2 separate regions of the Mus musculus genome follow, and region 2 is linked to region 1. Evidence: chromatin loops called from intact Hi-C (ENCODE). Cell type or tissue: left cerebral cortex. All regions are shown on one strand. Region 1 overlaps St3gal3 (ST3 beta-galactoside alpha-2,3-sialyltransferase 3). Region 2 overlaps St3gal3 (ST3 beta-galactoside alpha-2,3-sialyltransferase 3).

Region 1 (4,000 bases):
ACTGGTGAGATCGTCTCCCTTTCTCCTCCCTGGAAGGGATAGGATTCAGGGCCCTGGATAAGATAACCATGCACCCTACTGCTGAGCTACATCACTTTACCTCAATACCACATTCAATTTCTAGAACAGCGCTTAGCATATTGGAGATCCTGTGCATGGGACAAGGGCCTGTCATAGCCATAAACTACAGGGCTACAGCATTTGATTCCCATATCCACACCCAGCATCTTAAAGCTCCCCCATTCTCTGCTGCAATCTGCACCCCATGACTGTCAATCCAGGGCTAGAGACTTACTCTGGGTTCTTCTAGCCACACAACAGCTCCCCAAGACCTACACTGCCAACCCTGGCAGGGACACGTGTCCTAGAGGTGACCAAGTTCCAGCCTTCTTACTGGTTCACATGTGAACTCCTGGTCTTTGAAGTCTTATGATAGCATGTGAGATGCGGTGTCTCCCACGTTACAGCTAAGATCCTAGTTCTGATTCATATTTGTTCTCCCTCCCTCCTCCCCCCTCCCTCCCTCCTCCTCCCCTCCCTCCCTCCTCCTCCCCTCCCTCCCTCCTCTTCCCCTCCCTCCCTCCTCTTCCCCTCCCGCCCTCCTCCTCCCCCCCTCTTCCCCTCCCTCCTTCTCATACTGCTTTCGGCCTTGACCTCTCTGGAAGCCTTGTGCCTCTGTGACCACAAACCAACAATGATTCACCTGTTTCAAGTCCGTCACCCCTTTCTTAGCAGGTGTGTCTCCTCTCGACTGTAGGCTCTGTCAATATTAAAGTGGGGGGTAGGCTCTAAAAGCAATTGTTATCTGCCTCAATACTGACGGTACCCTCCTCCTTCCTCAAAAGGTGGGGCACAGGAAAGAGGTCTCCTTTTGAATACAGAAACTGGGAACGTGAAGGCAGATGTGCCCTGGAACCTGCTTTTCCCTGCCTGTTCCGGCTACTTATTCCTGCCTCTGTCCTAGGCTAGGTTACCTCTGATCACCGGAGTCCTCTGCAGAATCACAACTTCACAGGTGGCTTGCCCATTCCTCCACCTATACTTAGGAGTAGATGCCATCTTTTCAGCATCCTCCCCTGGAGACTCGCTTGCGGTTCTCACCTCCTTACATACCAAATCTGTAACTGACTCCACTGAGCTGGCCTTCAGTCTCAGCTTCCTTTTCTCTTTTCTTGTGAATGGGAAAGTAGTTAAAATCAGCCACCCCCATCCACACACCTGCACAGAAACTGTGAACGGGAAAAGTACACTCGGCGTGGTCTCTCATTGAGCCCAGTGTGGTCACGCTGGGTTCTCTAATCTGGATGACCCTTCAGACTATCTCTATGCTTCCATTAGACAGCCCACTGCTTGAAGCATCTGTGGCAATCTGAACTGGCCTTGTCTACTTCACAGGAACCTGCTGGAGCAATCTACCAGCTCCATAGCGCTGCTCACCCGCATCTCTACGGTACCCCTAACCGTTCATCTGAGCTGTAACTGTGGTCGACTTCCGTGACCCTTGGGTTCCTACTTGTTTCTCAACCCCTGAAACATCAGTCTCTTCAACTCCCTCCTCTCCATTCCTCTTTACTTTCCCCTGACACTTCCAGTTACAGAACCTTAACTGTACTTAACTCAGTTTTACGTATATGTCTTGTTTCTGTGCCATGTCTCTATTTGAGCATGCGCTCCAATGAAGGCAGGCTGCCTGTCAGATTCTCTCACAGCCAGCAGAGCCTGACACTTAATTGTCACCTGCTAAATACTTGATGAATGAATGGATGTGATGTGGGCTGCACATTACCGCCTACCTCCCCGGTTGCTGTAGAGAGGAAGCGGGATAAGGCGTAGGAAGTCTTGGCACGCCACATTGCTCAATAACTGGCAGTTCCTCCCGTTTCCCTTCCTCCCCTCCCAGTTTTGGTATCAGCCATTCCCTTCGTGCACAGGGAGTGCCAGGTCAGAGGCAGAGTTGACAGCAGCCCAGAGGGACTCCCTCAGCCTGAGGCTGGGCTCTGCCTGCTCCATGCACTGCTTCTCTGGCTGGGTATGAGCCATTTTGGAGTCTGGAGGCTCCAGAGTGACTGAGAACACTTGAGCCAGCCCTGTCCTCACAGCTTTGGATCTGAGGCCCAGGCCCAGCTCTCTCTCCTACAGACCTTATCGTAGTCGATGCCTTATTCTTAAAGGCTCTTGCGTGCGTGCATGCGGTGTCTGGCTGCATAGCCCCTGCCCTTTCCCCAGGGCTCTTGACAGGAATCTTCTTTATTTTTATTCATATGAGACAAGGTCGCATGGATCCCAGGCTGGCCTTGAATTCAACATGCACACTCATGTGTGTGTAGGTGAACGCGCTTATAAAAGTCAGAGGAGGACTGGGCAGCTTGCCTTGTCAGCCTGCCTTATTTCTCTGAGATAAAGTCTTTATTCCACCCAGTCTGGGATCTGCAGCCTCCAATAAAACTGGAGTCAGCAGGTGTGTGTGCAGCTGTGCCTGGCTTTTGCCATGGATGCTGGAATCTGAACCCAGATCCCCATAGTTCTGCTGGACTGGCCCATCTCTCTAGCTCCTGCCTTGAATTTCTTCTGATCCCCCTTCCACCACCTCCCGGGTGCTTCCCCCATTCCCAGGTTCCATACCTAATTTTGTTTTTTAATTTTTAATTAATTAATTATTTTTGGATAGGGTCTTACTATGTAGCTCTCTGGTCAGGGCAGGCTTCAATTCACAGATCCACCTCCCTTTGGCTGAGTGCTGGGATTAAAGGCATGGGTCACTAATTGGCCTTCCAAGCCTAGTTTCCTGCTGTGCTGGGAACTGAATTTAGAGCTCTATGCATGCTAGGCAGGCATCCTACCAACTAAACTACATCCTCAGGCCTTTGACCAGGGCTTTTCTGGGACCTCCAGGTTATTGTCATGTACTTTGGGCATACTTTATTCCAAAGAAAGCAAGAAGACACCATCCACCAGAGAATGTGGCTGCGCCACGTGTAGGGAGGGTCTTGGGACTAACCAAGGATGCTCTGAGTTGCCCCAGGAAAGTCTCCTGCATTCTTCATGGTGTCATCAACAAATACCTCACTCTACGTGTCTAATCCTGTCACATGGACATGGCTCCAGAGTGGCAGACTTGGTCTGGGCCCACAACGTACATGGGATCATCCACATGTATGATGGAATCGTCATACATGCTTAGAGAACAGGCTCGTGGCGTAGGGACAGATTGCAGCTGAGTGGTTTGGTGCTTCTCTAGCACATATGAGGACCTGGGTTCAACTCCCACCACTGGAAAAAAAGGCTCTGGTCAGTGTGCTGGTCAGCTTGAATTATCAACTTGACACACCTAGAATGCCTGGACTCAATGAACTATTGTGTATGTTGGTTTGGCCTATGGGCATGTCTGTGGGGACTGTCTTAATTAAGATAACTGATACTATGGGAAGACCCGGCCCACTGTGGGTGGCACCATTTCCTAGCCAGGGAATTCCTGGACCATATGAGAGTGAAGCAATCAAGCTAAGAATATGCAAGCATGCAAGGAGGCATGACACATCCATTCTCTCTCTGCTCTTGAGCAGCTCCATCAAGTTCCTGATGCCTTGACTCTCCATATAGTGGATCGTAAGCAGGAGCTAAAGTAAGCCCTTTATTCCCCAGTTTGCTTTTTGTCAGGGTATTTTATCTCAACAACAGACATGAAACTAAGAGAGTCAGTGTGATGTGATCACTAAAAAGTGGCCTACTTGGAGCATTTGGCTATTATGGAGAAAGTCTTCTGTCAGGCCACCCCTGGAGGAAGCACACACTCTACTTGTGGGGTTCCCTAAAGGGAGTGGAAATCGATGGACCTGACTCAGGAGAGGTCCACCAGGTTGGAAACCTGCTCCTGCGAATGCCTCATGAGGGCAGAGACCTGAAATCGTGTGACCACCAGCTCCAAATCTCTGGGGAAATAGTGCAGAAGAGAGGCTTCATTCACTGGGTGCCTCTGGAAGGCACGGTGAGGACCACAGGG
Region 2 (4,000 bases), 83 kb after region 1:
TTAGCAGCCAGGTGAAGCTCTCTCCTGAGTGTGTCTGTGAGAGATGAAGGGTCGGGTTAGATGTGGGGAGGTGAGGACCAGTCCAAACCGGGATTGCAGAAGAAGGGAGTACAGGTACTCTAGAACAGAGAGACGACCACAGTGCTAGACGTAGCGCAGAAGGGGAAGTGTGCCTTAGAGACCCTTCCTCTGGGGCTGTGGTTTGAACAGGCTTTGCTCCCGCTGAAGCTCAGGCTGGCGTTCAGTCCCCACAGTGAGGCACTAGAGAGCGTGCGAATGGACGCAACTGTAGTGGTAGAGCCACTGACTGCGATTAGGGCCGGAGGGCGACATCAGGACGGAGCCCTATGAGTATAGCTCATGCGAACAACTCCCACCACGCAACCCCCTGCACAGCTTCAGGACTCTGCCAGCAAAAAGGCTGTCTCACTGGACATGGACCAGAACCAAAAGCCGAAGGAAACCTTTATCATTTACTCATTCTGTGGTGCTAAGTTAATAGCCAAGGGACAATGAAACTAGACACCTGTACCTAGCAGTTAGCCAACCAGTGGCCTCAAGAGCAGGTTCAGGTAAATTACTAAGCACGAAAGCCATGCAATCTCAAATGCTATGGAGGGGAAATGAAGAGTGGGGAGGGCGGATCTGGACTTTCTAGCTGTGGATTAAGACGCGCTTAGGAGAGACAGGTGCAACACGCTCCTGGGTGTGTCTATGGCAATGACTACATCATGAGGACTCTGACCTATGAGTGGATTAATTCCTAGATCGCGCCAAAATATGCTGCATGGTTGCATGGTTATTAGGAGGTGGTAACAGAAAAAGGCAGGGCTATTGGAGGAAGAGGTCACTGGTACCTGTCCTTGGCCTGTATCTGGCCCTGTTCCCTCACTGTATTTCCTTGCTGCCTGTTCACCATGAAGAAGCTCTTGTGTCCCCCTGCCCCCACAACCATGATGTCCCAACCCTCGATGGGCCCAGTAATATGGAGCCAAGTGATCACAGACAGAATCTTGTGAAACCGGGAGCCAAGATAAATCATTCCTTTTGAGTGGTTTATGGCAGGCATTCTGTCCCGGGGACAAGAATAGCCATTAGTGCAGAGTGAACACGTACCCTCCAAGTTCAATTAACAAAATCTGTGGTGACTATCGCCACGCACTGCAGATGGCCCAACTGAAGGCCTGGGGCAACCCACAAGTATAAAGGTTTAAACATGGGGAAGCCGTCCATGTATTCAGTTGTTGGTCAACTCTGAGTGGGCACCCAGGAAACTTAACCAGTCACCCAGCTGAAAATGGATTTCAGTTGGGAACTGGAAATCTTTCTCTGCAAATGACCAGTAAATATTTTAAACTTTGTCGGTTACATCAAATCTCTGTAGAAGATCCCACTTAGGTGATGGAGACATGGCTCCATCTTGTGAGAGAGTATACCAGTCTCGAGGACCCGAGTTCGATTCCTAACACCCACATGGGGTGACTCACAACAGTGGGTGAGTACAGCTCCAGGGTTCTACTGCCCTATGCTGGCTTCTGTGAGCACACATAAAGAGACGCAACATAAATAAAAATAGAAGACATCTTTTTAAAACTATAATGTCAGGAATAATAATTTTTAAAAAAAGGTTAAAAACAAATTGAGGAAAACTTTCGGAATATAGGACAGAAAGTTAGACACCTAGAATATGACATCTAGAATATGAGAACAAATAAGAAAAAAGTAGGGAAGAGGGGCTGGAGAGATGGCTCAGCGGTGCTCTTCCAGAGCTCCTGAGTTCAATTCCCAGCAACCACACAGTGGCTCACAAACATCTGTAATGGGATCTGATGCCCTCTTCTGGTGTGTCTGAAGACATACATAAAATAAATAAATCTCAAAAAAAAAAAGTTGGGTTAAAAAAATGTGAAAAGGGAAAAAATTTAAAGAAAGAATTCAATGAAAATTTCCTAGAACTACAGGGTCTGAGTTTTTTGTGATTTTTTTGTTTGTTTGTTTCTTTCTTTCTTTCTTTCTTTTTGCTTTATTTTAGCTTCGAAGGGTCTTTGGGGGCTGAGGAGATGGCTCAGTCAGTAAAATGCCTACCACACAAGCATGAAGACCTGCGTTTGGGTCCCTGGCACTCACGTAAGAGCGGGCTGGGTATAATGATGGAGACTGGGAGCCAGCCTGGGAGTCTCTCAGTTGGTCTGGTGGCCATTCTTGGTTGTCAACTCGGCTACATCTGGAACTAACTGAAACCCAAGTGGCCGGGCACACACACCTGTGAGGGATTTTTTTTTTCTTTCTTTTCTTTTTTGTTTTTCAAGACAGGGTTTCTCTGTGTAGCCCTGGCTGTCCTGGAACTTGCTCTGTAGAACAGGCTGGCCCCAAACTCAAGAGATCCTCCTGCCTCTGCCTTCTGATTGCTGGGACTAAAGGTGTGTACCTCCACTACCTGGAAGGCTTTTTTTCTTAATTAAATCATTTGAAGTGGGAAAACCCACTTTGAAAAAGTGTTTTATTTTATGTGTAAGGGTGTGTGCGTCTGTTTACGTGTCTCTGTGTCACATACATGCCTGGTGTCCAGAAAGGCCAGAAGAGAGCATCAGATCTCTTGGAACTGGAGTTACATATGGTTGTGAACCACCCATGAGGGTTCCGGGAATTGAACCTGGGTCCTCTAGAACAGCAGCTGGTGCTCTTAACTGCAGAGCCATCTCTTCATTCCTTTTGGCAAATCTCTTATCTCCAAAAATATTTACATTGTGATCCATAACAGGAGCAAAATTACAGTTGTGAACTAGCAATGAAAATCATTTTATGGGGGCTGGAGAGATGGCTCAGAGGTTAAGAGCACTGACTGCTCTCCTAGAGGTCCTGAGTTCAAATCCCAGCAACCACATGGTGGCTCAGAACCATCTGTAATGGGATCCGATGTCCTGTTCAGGTGTCTGAAGACAGCTACAGTGTATTCATCATATATACCAAATACATGAATAAAATCTTTTTTAAAAAAAAGAAAAGAAAAGAAAATCATTTTATGGCTGGGGGTCAGCACACCACGAGGAACTGTGTTACAGGGTCCCAGCATCAAGAAGGTTGAGAACCACTGCTGTAAGCATTCTAATCAATCCCTTCCTACCTATGTTAGACTCGATCTGTAAGCCCTGTTCCTCTAGTGAACCCTGGCTACACACAGTTATCCTATGGTTCAGCCATCCCACTGCTAGGCCAAGAGAAATGGGAATGTGCTGCACACATAAAAGCTTGTACATGGTGTCCACACATCCACACAAGCATTATTTCTGACAGCCAGAAACAGAAGAACCTATGCCGGTCGTGGTGGCGCACGCCTTTGATCCCAGCACTCGGGAGGCAGAGGCAGGCGGATTTCTGAGTTCGAGGCCAGCCTGGTCTATAGAATGAGTTCCAGGACAGCCAGGGCTACACAGAGAAACCCTGTCTCAAAAAAACAAAAAAAAAAAAAAACAAAAACAAAAAACAAAAAAAAAACCCAGAAGAACCAAAATATCCATTAGTGGGTCATGTGTGGATAAGTAAAATGTAGTCATTATCCCATTAAAAACGTCACTCAGCCACAGAAAGGCATGAAGTACTGGCATGTACTATACTGCGGATGAGCTCTGAAACACTACCCTAAGGGAAAAACAACTGGCAGAAGTTGTTTGAGTCCCTGCACTACATATGCAACTCCCAGAATAGGCAAGCCTGCAGAAACAAAGTATCTATGGTTAGGGCATGGGTCATAGGGCAGGAAATGGGTCATATTACACACACACAAACACACACACACACACACGCACACGCACACGCACACGCACACGCACACACAGAGACATACACAGTTTTCTCACCTAGCACGTTATTTTTTATGGAGGGTCATAATATAGATTGTTTCCACTTAAGTACTGTTCTGTCAGGTTGAGATGATTTTTGCCTGGATTGTTAAGCCTGTGTGCACTTTATATTCATTTAGGTCATACTATCTTCAAAGTAG

What was found. Peaks named below come from ENCODE experiments on the same cell type or tissue, not always from the same donor. Only the 100,000 strongest peaks of a DNase experiment are listed, where the experiment ranks them.
Region 2: it touches region 1 in a loop (1.9-fold over the local background); 3 of 42 quality-filtered maps call a loop at or near these places.

Annotation. Positions count from the first base shown.
Region 1 is chr4:117,981,030-117,985,029 of GRCm38, forward strand. All of the region lies in intron 5 of St3gal3 (ST3 beta-galactoside alpha-2,3-sialyltransferase 3), which reads right to left. The region is part of intron 1 of 9530034E10Rik (RIKEN cDNA 9530034E10 gene); the gene reads left to right. Among named protein-coding and RNA genes, the nearest start is that of 9530034E10Rik, 8.0 kb to the left of the region's middle. In left cerebral cortex, no CTCF peak of the experiment used is centred here; DNase peaks (open chromatin) are centred at 1,846 and 2,338.
Region 2 is chr4:118,064,157-118,068,156 of GRCm38, forward strand. All of the region lies in intron 2 of St3gal3 (ST3 beta-galactoside alpha-2,3-sialyltransferase 3), which reads right to left. Among named protein-coding and RNA genes, the nearest start is that of St3gal3, 69 kb to the right of the region's middle. In left cerebral cortex, a CTCF peak has its summit at 1,858 (motif pointing left); no DNase peak of the experiment used is centred here.